3 separate regions of the Mus musculus genome follow, and regions 2 and 3 are each linked to region 1. The links are chromatin contacts, found by Hi-C or POLR2A ChIA-PET in ENCODE. All regions are on one chromosome and are shown on one strand. Each heading gives the region's core, a stretch centred on a gene start or an enhancer-like site at or near the end of the contact. The rest is flanking DNA. Distances are from core to core; before and after follow the strand shown.

The links. A loop is a pair of places that touch in the nucleus more often than their neighbours do. ChIA-PET counts read pairs that join two places held with the same protein, here RNA polymerase II (POLR2A).
Region 2: POLR2A ChIA-PET joins it to region 1 with 19 read pairs in Patski. The contact joins the promoter of H2bc18 here to the promoter of Sf3b4 in region 1. POLR2A ChIA-PET finds 5 or more read pairs at or near these places in 4 of 5 experiments (Patski and embryonic stem cell).
Region 3: POLR2A ChIA-PET joins it to region 1 with 13 read pairs in Patski. The contact joins the promoter of H2ac18 here to the promoter of Sf3b4 in region 1. A Hi-C loop is called at or near these places in 1 of 37 maps with a recorded cell type or tissue (T-helper 1 cell). POLR2A ChIA-PET finds 5 or more read pairs at or near these places in 4 of 5 experiments (Patski and embryonic stem cell).

What each region holds. Positions count from the first base shown.
Region 1 is chr3:96,170,637-96,175,577 of GRCm38, forward strand. It overlaps Sf3b4 (splicing factor 3b, subunit 4), which reads left to right and starts at 1,870. Exons shown (of 6, transcript NM_153053.4): 1 at 1,870-1,971; 2 at 2,335-2,463; 3 at 2,905-3,447; 4 at 3,687-3,893. The coding sequence starts at 1,938. It overlaps Mtmr11 (myotubularin related protein 11), which reads left to right. Exons shown (of 17, transcript NM_181409.3): 16 at 1-10; 17 at 450-1,082. The coding sequence ends at 596.
Region 2 is chr3:96,266,894-96,271,834 of GRCm38, forward strand. H2bc18 (H2B clustered histone 18) reads left to right here and starts at 2,807. Exons shown (of 1, transcript NM_175666.3): 1 at 2,807-3,299. The coding sequence starts at 2,859. The coding sequence ends at 3,239. H3c13 (H3 clustered histone 13) reads left to right here and starts at 1,761. Exons shown (of 1, transcript NM_178215.2): 1 at 1,761-2,262. The coding sequence starts at 1,801. The coding sequence ends at 2,211.
Region 3 is chr3:96,242,741-96,247,681 of GRCm38, forward strand. It overlaps H2ac18 (H2A clustered histone 18), which reads left to right and starts at 2,757. Exons shown (of 1, transcript NM_013549.2): 1 at 2,757-3,312. The coding sequence starts at 2,841. The coding sequence ends at 3,233. It overlaps H3c14 (H3 clustered histone 14), which reads left to right and starts at 3,945. Exons shown (of 1, transcript NM_178216.3): 1 at 3,945-4,608. The coding sequence starts at 4,146. The coding sequence ends at 4,556.

The DNA of each region.
Region 1 (4,941 bases), core at 620-3,119:
TGAGGTCCAGGTGAGAAGGGAAGACAGACTGGATGGGGGAGAATGAGCTGGAAAGGCAAAGGGCTGGAGGAACTGGGGAGTAGCATTGCATTTTTCAAACTGGGCCCACTTGGGATAGGAGATGGTGAGAAAACTGCCTGTGGCTTGGATCATGTAGAATCTAGAGCACTGTTAGAAGGGAAAGATCACTTAAGACTCTAGAAGTACCAAGGATCTTAGTAGAAAAATAGCCGGGTAGTTGTGGCGCATACCTTTTAATCCTAGATCTCAGGAGGCAGAGGCAAGTGGATCTCTGAGTTTGAGCTAGTTCCAGAACAGACAGGGCTACACAGAGAAACCCAACTGGAAAAACAAAACAAACAAAACAAAAAACAGAAAAGGGGGAAAAAAAAGGAACCAGGAAGCAAGCCCTGTAACAGTCTTCCTCTGTGCGCTTTGCCCCTCCCCAGATGGGCTCCTCAGCTCTCACAGTCTCTGCCCTTCAGGATGAGCTTTCTCACCTTCAGGAACTGTTAAGACAATGGACACCAAGAATATCTCCCGAGGACCAGAGCAAGAAAAGAGATCCGAATACCATCCTCTCTCAGATCTGCTGAAACTGTTTGTTAGCGTCGTTCTCAGAGGCAGGGCAGGGGTCTCTGCTCATCTTCCTGTCTGACCTTGACGCCTCAGCTTTGGCATTCCAGTCTGCAGAGTTCACTTAGAAGGCCCGTTTCTGTAGCAGATGGTGGCGCTACCAACCTAAAGGTCTCCCGATTTGTTTGATTTCTGGGGCTATTTTCATTTCTTGTGATTTGAAAACTAAGAAACAAGACCAGTTCAGAATGTGATTGCCCCTTTTCCCAGGCAATTCTGTACCTTTTGGATGGCCGTCAAAACTGTGACATGAGAGACCCTTTTCATCAGTCCCAACAATGATGTCCTAGAGACCTCATTCGCAACCTCTCTACACTACTTTGAAATCTTTTCTTAGTCTTCTGTGGGAACGAGGTGAATAAGGGAGAAACCGTCTCCTCCCACTGTATATTTTCATAGCAGCGTTTCTATTTAAGGAGTTCATTAAAGCACAGTATTTCTACACATTGCTGGTATTTTCTTGTGTTGAATGAAGATCTCAGCAAAGCCGTGGGGGTGGAGGGGAGGGTGTGAACTGAGAAAAACACCCAAATTATTGTAAGGAAATAAAGGATCCAAGTCAGGCGTGGCCTGGAAGAAATACACATAAAATATGGGGGAAGGGGTCCGCACACCTTTTTTGAGACATGGTCTCTATGTGTCTATTAGGCCAGCTGGAACTCTGTTTTTTGAGACAGGTTTTCTGTGTGGCCATGGCTGTCCTGGAACTCGTTCTGTAGACCTGGCTGGCCTTTAACTCAAGAGATCCATGTCTGCTCCTTAAAGCTTCGATACCAGCCCGCAACCCAACCCGGTTTCGTGTCCCAGATTTCCCAAGATAAGCGGAGATTTGACACTTAGGGGAAAACAAAATACCTCAGGCTCAAGTCTAGGCCGAGGGCGAGTCTGCACGAGCGTCGTGGACCTCACTAAATAATAGGTCGCTCCAGAAGGCAGTCCTGGCCCTGCACTTAGGACACAACTCTGCGTCACAGAACGTACAAAGCCTGGTTTTGCACTTGAATGTGCGTTTGGGGAGCCGTGTGAGCCTCTAACAGTCTGGAAGCATCCGGGGCTTTAGTTAACTGTGTCGAGACGGGCTGAGCACATCCGTTCCGCCCCGACTACAGCAGCAGCCCTAGAGCGCCTTTCCCTTCCGAAAGACAAGACTCCGACCCCTAAGATGGCCGCGATCGCTTCCGGCTCCTCCCCCCCCCCCCGGCGCCGGCCCCGCCCAACGTGAGCCTTGGCCCGGAAGTGGAAGTTGTAACTGAGGTCAGGGGGCGGTGCTGCTGCTTAGAGACGGCGGGAGCCCCTTCGCCATGGCTGCCGGACCGATCTCCGAACGGAATCAGGGTAATTGGGAGAGAAGAGCCCAAGATAGGAGCAGGGAAGTGGAGGGAAGATTAGTGCCGGAAGCGTTCCCCCTGGGGTGGTAGACGAGATCCCCCCCGGTGGGACACCGACCTCTGGGCACCTGGCTGGCCGCGAGGCCGGGTGCAGGCCGAGGCCTGTGAGAAGCGATGCTTCTAGATCAGCTCCCTCCACCAAGAAGACAAAAGCCTCCCGGGAGTACCGGACCAGCAAGAATGCCAAATTAGACGTAGCAGATTTTCTAGATGATGGTGGCAGAGGGAATTTCAGGGCTTTAGGCGACGGTTTTTGGTTTTTGTCTTCTTTTTCACTGCCGACTCCTCATCGCCTGCTTCTTCCCTTTAGATGCCACGGTGTACGTGGGCGGTCTGGACGAGAAAGTGAGTGAGCCGCTGCTGTGGGAGCTCTTTCTCCAGGCAGGGCCAGTGGTCAACACCCACATGCCCAAGGACAGAGTCACTGGCCAGCACCAGGGTGAGTAGGGTACGGGGCAGGAATCAGCCCTGGAGAGGGTTAACCGGCCCCGAAGAGGCTCAGCCGCTAGGCACAGCGCCTTTGGAATGAGCAACCTAAAGATTGCTTTCTCCTTCAGCTTCAATTCCCAGTTTCTGGAATATTTTCTCTTAGCTCTAGTTTCTGGAACCATTCTCAACCATTCTCTGTGTAGTCCTGGCTGTCCTAGATCTTGCTCTGTAGACCAGGCTGGTCACGATCTTTGAGCTCCACCTGCCTCTGCTACGAAGTGGTGGCATTAAAAGCACGTGCACGTGCAGTCGCCCAGCTATTATCTATTATGTTCTTTGTGTTTGAAGGCTGGGGAGTTAATGTTTCATTTTGAGTCTCTTCCCCTGAATGATGGGTTTTTTTTGTTTGTTTGTTTTTTGTTTTGTTTTGTTTTTTTCATTGATTCCCCAGGCTATGGCTTTGTTGAATTCCTGAGCGAGGAAGATGCCGACTATGCCATTAAGATTATGAACATGATCAAACTCTATGGAAAGCCAATACGGGTGAACAAGGCCTCAGCTCACAACAAAAACCTGGATGTGGGAGCCAACATTTTCATTGGAAATCTGGACCCAGAAATTGATGAAAAGCTGCTTTACGATACTTTCAGCGCCTTTGGAGTCATCCTACAGACCCCCAAGATCATGCGGGACCCTGACACAGGCAACTCCAAGGGTTACGCCTTCATTAATTTTGCCTCCTTCGATGCTTCGGATGCAGCAATTGAGGCCATGAACGGGCAGTACCTGTGTAACCGTCCTATCACTGTGTCTTATGCCTTCAAGAAGGACTCTAAGGGTGAACGCCATGGCTCAGCAGCTGAAAGACTCCTGGCAGCCCAGAACCCGCTGTCCCAGGCTGACCGCCCTCACCAGCTGTTTGCCGATGCACCCCCTCCGCCCTCTGCCCCCAATCCCGTGGTTTCATCCCTGGGTTCTGGGCTTCCTCCACCAGGTACAGCTTGGAGTTCAGACTGTGCCAGTGAGGCTCTTGGGAGGGAGGCTCAGGAGGCAGAAGCAGCCCTGGTAGAGTAAGCTGCTAAGTTGTTGGGCAGTGAGACAGGAGTGAGGCGTGCTGGTGGAAGGGATGAAGTTGGCGGATGAAGTTGGCAGATGGAGTGAAGCTGAAGGGAAGCCTGCAGGGGGGAGGCTGGAGCTCTGCAAGACATTAACTGTCTTCCATTTCTTACACAGGCATGCCGCCTCCTGGCTCTTTTCCACCTCCAGTGCCACCTCCTGGGGCCCTCCCTCCTGGGATTCCCCCAGCCATGCCCCCACCACCTATGCCACCTGGGGCTGGAGGACATGGCCCCCCAGCAGCAGGGACTCCAGGGGCTGGACATCCCGGTCACGGACACTCACATCCTCACCCGTTCCCACCAGGTGGGATGCCCCATCCAGGTAAGGGCTCTGTGCTGGGAAGGAGCTGAGCTTGTGAGAGGGGCTTTCTTACTGTCTGTCCTGGTAGTCTTGGATGAAAATAGTCCAGAGTCCTCCTTTTCTTCAGAAACAGACAGTACTTTGTACGTGTTGGTGCTCCTGTTTTATCTCCAGTTCTTGTATTTCCTAAAGGATAGCTTGTACTGGGCAAAACTCTCAACCTCTCCTCTGCTTCCAAGGTTGCCAAATCTAGAAGACATTTCTGCTTTTGGCTTTTTGAGAAACGGGTTCTCTGTGTAGCTGGCAGTGTCAAACTCAGAGATCCTCTTGCCTCTGCCTCCCAAGTGCTGGGACTAAAGGCGTGCGTGTTTCTAGATTTCTCTAATGTCAACCATAGCAACCTGGATCGGCTCCTTTTTTTATGTTTGTGTAGATTTTTTGCTTGTTTCTCTTTTCTTTGTTTCTCTGTAGTGTTAAATGTGAAGGTGCTAATTTACCATTGGTCTCTGGTCTTAGGTTCTTGGCAGGCTAGAAAAGGCCACTGCTCAACCCACACTTAACTTTCCTCTTTCTGACACCATCTTCAGTAGTTCTCACTTGTAGGAGCCCAGTTTACAACTCTGGGGCTTTGTCTGTTCTGTCCTCCACTTTGCAGAGCAAGTCTAGCTTATGTTTTTGTCATTGGTCACAAGCCAGTGCTCAGACTGCACTCACTTCCTGTCACTGACTCAGGGACTCATCTACTTTCACTGAGTAACTTTTCCAGGGTATTCACAGACATTTTCTTCTTCTTTTGTTTTTTTTTTGTTTTTTTGTTTTTTGAGACAGGGTTTCTCTGTGTAGCCCTGGCTGTCCTGGAATTCTCTTTTGACCTTGAACTCAGAAATCCACCTGCCTCTGCCTCCCGAGTGCTGGGATTAACGCGTGCGCTACCACGCCCAGCTCAGACATTTCCTTAAAATTCTTCTGTTGCCTTTACTTACAGAAGAAAACCTGGTCTCACTGCTGGCGCTCAGGGTCCTCTTGGTTGGCCTAACTTACAGGCATTGTCATGTTTACTGTTTGGTGT
Region 2 (4,941 bases), core at 1,557-4,056, 97 kb after region 1:
AATAAGTCATGGGTAGCAAGGATACGCTGGGCAAGGGGATGATTTATGTCCGGGGTGAGAGGCCATGAGAGGATAGACTTACAATGTAAAATAAGACTCCTGACTTCTTTTCTGGAATTTTTCACTTATTATTACCTAAACACTGATGAGGACAGAAATAAAAATCTCAGACGGGGGAAGTAGAGTCTGAAGTTTGAGAATCTCTTTCTGATTTAAATAAACACCACATGCTTTGTGCTCCAGTACATACATTACAAAGAAAATCTTACCAGGAAACACGATACCTGGTGTGGGCACCATCCAGCCCCACAGGGCAGGTCCCCTTCTAATGGGAAAGGTCAGCAGCGTTTGAGAAGCCCTGAATGGTTTGATTGTACGATATGAAGATGTTTCTGTGTTTCAAGGCTTTACCTACTGATCCACTTTTATAGGAAGCATTGCCGGCTGTTAAGAAATGACCACAGGAAGGTAACAGCTCCCATCAGTGATACTTTTGTGCCATATTTTGGAGGTTACTTCTGCTCCTGAAGGATTCTTAAATTAATTAAACTGCCAAACTGCTACCTGTGTTTAGTATTTTGGAATCTCCTTAAAATCAATTTCATTTTACTTGAATTTCAGCGAAAAGATAATACATTTTTGTCAGCTCTAGGAAAGTTTTAAATATCTTGGGCCTATTTTTACTTTTGGGTTTGAATTTTAAGAAGGTTGGTATACAATGCTTTTTTACCAAAAAATCAGGCATGCTATTAAAAGCTTTACTTTGAACCAGGCCATAGTAGCACACACCTTTAATCTCAGCACTCAGGAGGCAGAAACAGGCCAGCCTGGTCTACAGATGGGAGTTTCAGGAACCCAAGGCTACATACAGAAATCCTGTGGTGGCCCACGCCTTTAATCCCAGCACTTGGGAAGCAGAGGCAGGTGGATTTCTGAGTTCGAGGCCGGCCTGGTCTACAGAGTGAGGTCCAAGACAGTCAGGGCTACACAGAGAAACCCTGTCTCGAAAAGAAAAGGAAAAAGAATCAAATAAATAAGTGCTCATTTGCTTTGAAAGTTATTTTGACTTGTCATCTAGATGACAGGTTTAACTATTTAGTAGCTGTTCTCCACTGGAAAGGCGGTATTAATACTTCTAGTCTTATCCTTCTGTTATATAAACATTTCATCTGCAGGACTTAATTGGCCGTTAGTGTAGAAGGGAGGTGGAAGGAACGCACTCTAGACAGAAGGAAAGGCGGGAGCGCCATACATAACGATAGTCAGTGTGCAGTAAATGTAAGACCGGCTTTGGTAGGGTTTCGAAATAGGTAAAACTTAAGTTTGCATTTGGTTCCTTTCACTATACATCGTTTTGTCATCTTTCGGCCGTGGTACAATGCGTTCAAATCACTGGGCACAAAGCCTGAAGTTAAATAAATGCTAACTGTCAGAGAAGAGCTACAGTATCTGGTGACTCGCTACAAAGTGAATCGCAGAACATGAAAAGGGCAAGTTTGTTTCCAAAGAAACCTGTTAGAAGAGCACACTGCGTGAGAAACACTTTAAACACTGCATTTAGGAAAGTTACATCAACTGAAAAGCACTATCTTTTTAAAACCCTCTGCGGTTCATAAATACAGGAAGGAAAAGTATCAGGAGAGAAGGAATAGTGTAACCATCTTGAAACTCAGCAAATAGGATCGAATTCTACCCAATCAGACTGCAAGTCCAGAAACTCCTGCTTTCTGGGCCCAATCAAGACGAAGATAAGTCTATAAGTATGGCCACTTGGCGTCTGCAAGCCGAAGTCGCAAAAATATGGCCCGTACGAAGCAGACCGCCCGCAAGTCCACCGGCGGCAAGGCCCCGCGCAAGCAGCTGGCCACCAAGGCCGCCCGCAAGAGCGCCCCGGCCACGGGCGGCGTGAAGAAGCCGCACCGCTACCGGCCCGGCACCGTGGCGCTGCGGGAGATCCGGCGCTACCAGAAGTCGACCGAGCTGCTGATCCGCAAGCTGCCGTTCCAGCGCCTGGTGCGCGAGATCGCGCAGGACTTCAAGACGGACCTGCGCTTCCAGAGCTCGGCCGTCATGGCGCTGCAGGAGGCGAGCGAGGCCTACCTGGTGGGGCTGTTCGAGGACACCAACCTGTGCGCCATCCACGCCAAACGCGTCACCATCATGCCCAAGGACATCCAGTTGGCCCGCCGCATCCGTGGGGAGCGCGCTTAAGCGCCCTGTTTCCCTTCCATCCCCCACAAAGGCTCTTTTCAGAGCCACCTACGTTGTCGATGAAAGTAGCTGTGTCAGCTTTGCAAATTGATTTTCAGTGTTTCAAATACGCCCTCAAGTGTGTCAGGCCTAACAGTTACCAGTAATCACATTCCTTATCCCAGGTTTATTCCATTTAGAGCTGGTCTTGAGCTCACTACTCAAATATGGGCCAGTCCAAAAAAGGAGTTCTAATTAGGGTCTCAGAACTGTGAACCTGAAAAATAGCCCCAAAATTCCAAGCGTGATACCTAAGAGCGATAGTTAACTTATTTCAACCTGGTGTTTTAAGGATCTGTAAGCGAAGGGAACATAAAGAACAGCTGAGGCAAAACTGCCGCTCTCAATAACAGGCTAGCATGAAATGGAAGGCTGCGATTGGCTAGAAAGAATTTCCTCTAAGCACCACCAAGGCTCGCAACCAGAATCGGTTTGAGTAGGCTCCGCCTCCTTGACGCTGACTCTGCTGTAAATCAACCAATAAAAATGGAATACCGTGTGAAACCTCATTTGCATACAAGCTCTATAAGTACCGCATAGCAAGCCGCGCTGAAACAGTTCGTAGTTGCCCGGTCTACCTTACGTTGCATCTTTAGACGCGGAGGAAAATGCCGGATCCAGCGAAGTCTGCTCCTGCCCCAAAGAAGGGCTCTAAGAAAGCTGTCACGAAAGTGCAGAAGAAAGATGGCAAGAAGCGCAAGCGCAGCCGCAAGGAGAGCTATTCTGTTTACGTGTACAAGGTCCTGAAGCAAGTGCACCCCGACACGGGCATCTCATCTAAGGCTATGGGAATCATGAATTCCTTCGTGAACGATATCTTCGAGCGCATCGCAGGTGAGGCTTCCCGTCTGGCGCATTACAACAAGCGCTCGACCATCACTTCCCGGGAGATCCAGACAGCCGTGCGTCTGCTGCTGCCGGGAGAGTTGGCTAAACACGCTGTGTCGGAAGGCACCAAGGCCGTCACCAAGTACACCAGCTCCAAGTGAAGTGCAGCAGAGACGTGATTGATCGGCTTTACCCAAAAGGCTCTTTTCAGAGCCACTTTAGTTCTCAAAAAAAGACTGTAAGCACTAAGGGTCTGATCTAGCAGGTAAGGTTAAGCCATGATGAGTCTGTTACCCTGCAGCGCTCTGGTGCAACATCGAGCGTTTCAAAGTGTTGGGCGGTGTCTTGGCTTGCTCAGCCTGCTCTCTTATATAACCCAAGACTACCAGCCCAGAGATGGTCCCACCCACAAGGGGCCTTTCCCCCTTGATCACTAATTGAGAAAATGCCTTAGAGTTGAATCTCATGGAGGCATTTCCTCAACTGAAGCTCCTTTCTCTGTGATAACCCCAGCTGTGTCAAGTTGACACAAAACTAGCCAGTACAATTGACCCCTTGTCAACTTGACACACAAACACATCACTAGTAAGCCTCAACCCTTACATTCTTATTCATCCCCAAGGTCTAAATAACTTTAAAAGTCCCACAGTCTTTACATATTCTTAAAATTTCAATCTCTTTAAAATATCCATCTCTTTTAAAATCCGAAGTCTTTTTACAATTAAAAGTCTCTTAACTGTGGGCTCCACTAAAACAGTTTCTTCCTTCAAGAGGGAAACTATCAGGGCACAGTCACAATCAAAAGCAAAAGTCAATCTCCAACCGTCCAATGTCTGGGATCCAACTTACGATCTTCTGGGCTCCTCCAAGGCCTTGGGTCACTTCTCCAGCCATGCCCTTTGTAGCACACGCGTCATCCTCTAGGCTCCAGATGCCTGTACTCCACTGCTGCTGCTGCTGCTCTTGGTGGTCATCTCATGGTACTGGCATCTCCAAAACACGGCATGACCCCTTCAGTCCTGGGCCATCAATTGCAACTGAGGCTGCACTTTCACCAATGGCCTTCCATGGCCTCTCACAGTGCCAAGCCTCAGCTGCTCTGCTCAACTCCTTCATGCCTTCAAAACCAGTACCACCTGGGTGACCCTTACACATTACCAAGCCCAGCCACAGCACAAGGTACAACTTTGGCTATATCTGGAACAAAGCCACTGTGCTCTCAGAAAACACTTCCCAGAAGATGTCACCTCAATGATGCTGGTCTCTTCTTAATCACCGCTAATTTCTTAGCTCCAGCTAACCAGCATCAATAGTCCCAGTAATGCAAAGTTTTTGCTTTAGTAGTTCTGGTATCTTGTCAATCACAGCTGATTCTTCAGCCCCAGCTAACCAGAACTACAGAATCTTCACAATCAAAACAGCAATGGCCCTGAAAAGAGTCTTTAATTTTCCCTCTGAAATTTCACAAGCCAGGCCTCCATCTTCTGCACTGTTCTCAACATTATCTTCCAAGCTCCTACACAACATCCGACAGAGCTCTTAACAAACTTTCCAAGCCCAACGTTCCAAAGTCCATCCACAGTCCTCCCCAAAACATGGTCAGGTTGTCACAGGAATACCCCACTCTGCTGGTACCAATTTGTCTTAGTCAGGGTTTCTATTCCTGCATAAACATCATGACCAAGAAGCAAGTTGGGGAGGAAAGGGTTTATTCAGCTTACACTTCCATACTGCTGTTAATCACCAAGGAAGTCAGGACTGGAACTCAAGCAGGTCAGAAAGCAGGAGCCGATGCAGAGGCCATGGAGGGATGTTCTTTACTGGCTTGCCTCTCTTGGCTTGCTCAGCCTGCTCTCTTATATA
Region 3 (4,941 bases), core at 1,507-4,006, 73 kb after region 1:
CAGAACCCATCAATATTTAAGAGAGGAAAAGGACTTGTCTATTCAATTCTGAGAGGTTATCCTGGATTAACTTCGGAATAAGCCCTAAACATAATCATCAAAGTCCTGGTTGGAGATAGTCAAAAAAGTTTAAGAAGTAGCAAGCATTCACACACTGTCCCAAAAATGTGGATTTTCCCACTTCAAATGCCTCAGAGGTATTCCCAGCCCCTAGGGTTTTAACTAATTCCAGATGTGCTCAAGTTGACAACCAAAAACAACCATCACATCTATTTCAAAACTACCTTTGCTAAGTAGGACTCTTTTAAGAGTTTCTGTCTAGAAAACAAAACAAAAAACAGCCTATACCCCCCCCCCCCAAAAAAAGAAAGGAAAAAAAGAAGCCACACACAAAAACTGTCTTTAAAAAACAAAAAGAATAAAACTGTTACAATATAGGAGTCATATTAGGTCAAATATACCATGGTGCAATGCTACATTTACTAAGCTACCATTCAAAGCACATGTTTACACATCTTAAATACACTGACCATATCTAACGAAGGCACACTGACTTCCCACTGACACTTGATACACAGGTGAAAGACAGGATCCACTTAATTCTTGCACTGAAGCCATTTCCTGTTTGCTAAAATAAATCCAGTTTCAAGAGCTGCAGAAATCCTAGTGCAGCTGGAGCTACCACAGTTCACTGTGGAAATGGCCACACATTCTGCCACTGACTGTTCACAACCTTTCCACCATCTCACCCCACAAATGCATTCCCCCCATTCCAAGGTATTGTCATATATATATATGTCATTATCAACTTAGTTCCAAGGTTTATTCCTTCACCTAGTAGGGTAACAAAATCAGTACTGTCAACCAACATAGCTTTCACTTCAGCCTGTCCACAAAGCCTGAAGTTGTAAACCAATGCCAGTGTCCTCATGATATGCAACAAAATGAACAAGTAGCCAAAGGTTTGAGGGTAAAGGATTGGGCTGTAGACACCCTAAGGCAAGGCTCAACCACGTGTCTAAAAGAAAAATCAGAGATTTAGTCAAGAAGCTATATTGAGAAGAATATAGGCCCAGCAAACCCCACCCCCCGAAAATCTGTCTATCTACAGATATTGACATGAATGAGCTTGAAGCCTTAAGTAGAGGAGGAACCTGGGCAGGCAAGATGTTAGCAAAATTAAGGAATCCTAGGAGGCAGATGCATGGTTCTCTGGTCAGTGCTACGGTTTGAACCTGCAAGATTCGGGAAGATATCACTCTGACTCTCACTTGTACTCTAGGGAGTGGCCCTGACCTCGTGGGTAACGGCCCTCATTTGCTATGATGCAAGTGAAAGGTAAAACAGTAACTTCACTCTGCCTTTAGCCAAAGGAGACAGACATCAAGCGAAGACAGAGACACCACACTTACAGTCAGCTTTCAGCTAACCTATTTATGTTTTTCAGAAGAGCCTGCTTCTTTAGGGACAATGTTCCCGAAGCAGCTCAGTGTGGAGCCAAACCACTTCCATACCCTTGGGTAGATACTTGTTTAGGACGTTCCCTGGGAGTTAATTATACAAGAGTCTGGCTCAAGTGTATCTCTTTCTGTTTTTAGAAGCATGTGGTAACTTGGAGCAGAAATACCCAAGGTAGCCTGGGACCCAATCTGCAGGGATGAGAGAAGAGCATTGACACTATGGGAATAGCAATGTGACAGGGCCAAAGGAGAGGCAGAGCTGACTGAAGAGCAGCAAAGGCAGGTGGGAGACACTCAGGGAAACAGGGGGTGGGGGGAGTGAAACTAAGGCAAACAGAAAACAAGCAACAATGTCTGTGTGGCTAAACAATTCTGATTGAATTTCTGGTGTGGTGCTTAAGACCTCGTATATAACTAGGAAAGTACTGTGCCATTGACCTACATCCCAGAATATGCCAAACTACAATGAAATAACATACAAAGTGCCATTAAGACTTCAATCTTTAACAAGCTGTACGTAAATCCCTCTTAAATCTTGTGACCTGAAACAGGAAATTTAGTCACCGTATGTAAACTGAAAACTGCACTAAAAAATAACAAGATCCAAGTTAAGCAATTTCTGACCCAAAAGACAAGTTACTTCACAGACGCCTCCGATGCTGATACTTTAATAAATGGACTGCCTAATGCTTTCCTACATTCTGACAATATATTAACACTAATTTTATGTAACTCCCCTGCAAAGTCGAAAGATACCCCTACACTTAATACTCCTCATTCAAGGGCACATGTAACTTGAGTAGAAATGATTTCTAATGTCAATGGGAGGTAGAAGAGAAAAAAACAAAAAAACAAAAAACCCAGGAAGCAGCAGAGACACCGTGGGTGGTTTCATACAGGAAACAGGGTAAGGCTGCCTGGCTCTGCCGGGACGACTCGCCAGTTTGGGCACAAAGATGGAGCTGAGGAAAGAACTCACAGCCTGTGCCAGTCACCTACACCTGGTACACCATGCCCTGTGGCCAAGTTTACGCGTGCTACCGGCTCTATTCCTGTTAGCTTCCTCAGCAGGAGAAACAGCGAGCAGGCCCAGCCGCCCGGCGACCCGCGGAGTGTCGCAACGACGGCCGCACGCAAATGAAGCCACCGAGCACGCGCGTCGTGATTCGCGCGTTCCAGGGCGGCGCCGGGGCGAGGGAGCCGGTCTTATGTAAATGAGAGGCTTCTGTCCGCGCGCTCCTATTGGCCACGGCGTCAGGACGCGTGTGAGCCAATGAGAGCGTCGGGCGGACAATCGGGTCTGCGTCTATAAAAGAGTGAGGCGTCGGCGCCGGAGTACCGTTTCCTGGTTGTGGCCGTTCGTCTGTTTGCGCTTTCGTGATGTCCGGTCGTGGCAAGCAAGGAGGCAAGGCCCGCGCCAAGGCCAAGTCGCGGTCTTCCCGGGCCGGGCTACAGTTCCCGGTGGGGCGTGTGCACCGGCTGCTGCGCAAGGGCAACTACGCGGAGCGTGTGGGTGCCGGCGCGCCGGTATACATGGCGGCGGTGCTGGAGTACCTAACGGCCGAGATCCTGGAGCTGGCGGGCAACGCGGCCCGCGACAACAAGAAGACGCGCATCATCCCGCGCCACCTGCAGCTGGCCATCCGCAACGACGAGGAGCTCAACAAGCTGCTGGGCAAAGTGACGATCGCGCAGGGCGGCGTCCTGCCCAACATCCAGGCCGTGCTGCTGCCCAAGAAGACGGAGAGCCACCATAAGGCGAAGGGCAAGTGAGGCCACTGCTCGCGTCGGCCCGCGTCTCTGTGATATAACCCCCGCGAGCTCCTAAAAAGGCTCTTTTCAGAGCCACCCACTGAATCAGATAAAGAGTTGTGTCACGGTAGCCGGTCTTGGTGGCCTTTCCTGGCCCTGCCCCAAAAGTAAGAGTGTCGTGTCCTCTGCTTCCTTGCCCATCCTGCCCGTGGTTCCCCCTGGTAGTTTGTTGTCGCTCTTTGGTTCATGCCCTGCCTCGGCGGAGCGGATACGCGGTTCTCGCTGACCGTCCCAAGCATTTAGCCCCTATCTGCCCACACCCTTGTCCTACACAACACTGTCCCTCACTCAGCGTCCACCCGCCTGACCCTTCCCAGGACTAAGACTCAACTAGGACGTCTAGGCCAATCTAGACATAAGTCGCAGTCAGCCGCGCTCTCGTCCGGTCCTTGGGGAATGTCTAGGAGGAGGAGGTGTCCCGCGAGGACTGGACGCGGCCGGCTCTAGGGATCATGGGGGACTGGGGCTGGGACTGTGGCTGTGGCTGGGCGGTGCTGCACAAACACTAGATTAGTTCTGCCCTGGGACTTTGGGCGGCGGGCGGGGGCGCGCGAGCTCCTCTTGGGCAGAGCCGGGACCCGCCCTCTACGGGCAGCTGCCAGACGTGGCTCCACCCTCGCAGAACGTTGGCAAGTGGACCGGGCGCGGGGCTGGACGTGGGGGGCGGGGGGGGGCGGGTCAGGTGGCGTGGCGGGCCCGAGCCAATGGGCGAGGTCGGGGCCGGTGACGCCACGGCCAATGGCGCGGCAGCGCGGGAGTTTCAAGTCGCTGTCTCCGCCCCGCCGCGGGGAAGACTGCGCCTATAAAGGCGGCCGGCTCGGGCCGGTATCAGGTCCCCGAGTGCTCCTCGTTTGGGTGTCTTCCGTCTTCGCCATGGCCCGTACGAAGCAGACTGCCCGCAAGTCCACCGGCGGCAAGGCCCCGCGCAAGCAGCTGGCCACCAAGGCCGCCCGCAAGAGCGCCCCGGCCACGGGCGGCGTGAAGAAGCCGCACCGCTACCGGCCCGGCACCGTGGCGCTGCGGGAGATCCGGCGCTACCAGAAGTCGACCGAGCTGCTGATCCGCAAGCTGCCGTTCCAGCGCCTGGTGCGCGAGATCGCGCAGGACTTCAAGACGGACCTGCGCTTCCAGAGCTCGGCCGTCATGGCGCTGCAGGAGGCGAGCGAGGCCTACCTGGTGGGGCTGTTCGAGGACACCAACCTGTGCGCCATCCACGCCAAACGCGTCACCATCATGCCCAAGGACATCCAGTTGGCCCGCCGCATCCGTGGGGAGCGCGCTTAAGCGCCCTGTCTCCCATCCATTCCCCACAAAGGCTCTTTTCAGAGCCACCACAGCTTCCCGGAAAGAGCTATTCAGCTTTTTGTCTTAAATTGCCTTTGCATTCTTCTAGGTTTCTGCAGTGGCTGGTGCTTACTGTCCACCGAGCCTCTTTTAATAGTTGCCTATAGTCGCTTAAGAATGTGCTAATTTCGGGGGCAATTGCGAGCGCAGTGACTAAAATATCTTATCCAGGTGCTCAACCTCTGCATTCCTCTTCTAACATCAGTCTTAATTCGTTTTTCTTTTATCTTTTTCGTTCCCTTCTAATGTAATTTGACATGATAGAGCTTTTTCTTTTTTTAAAATGAGCACCTGGCTCATTGAAGCCAAGTGTCAGGCCTTGCAA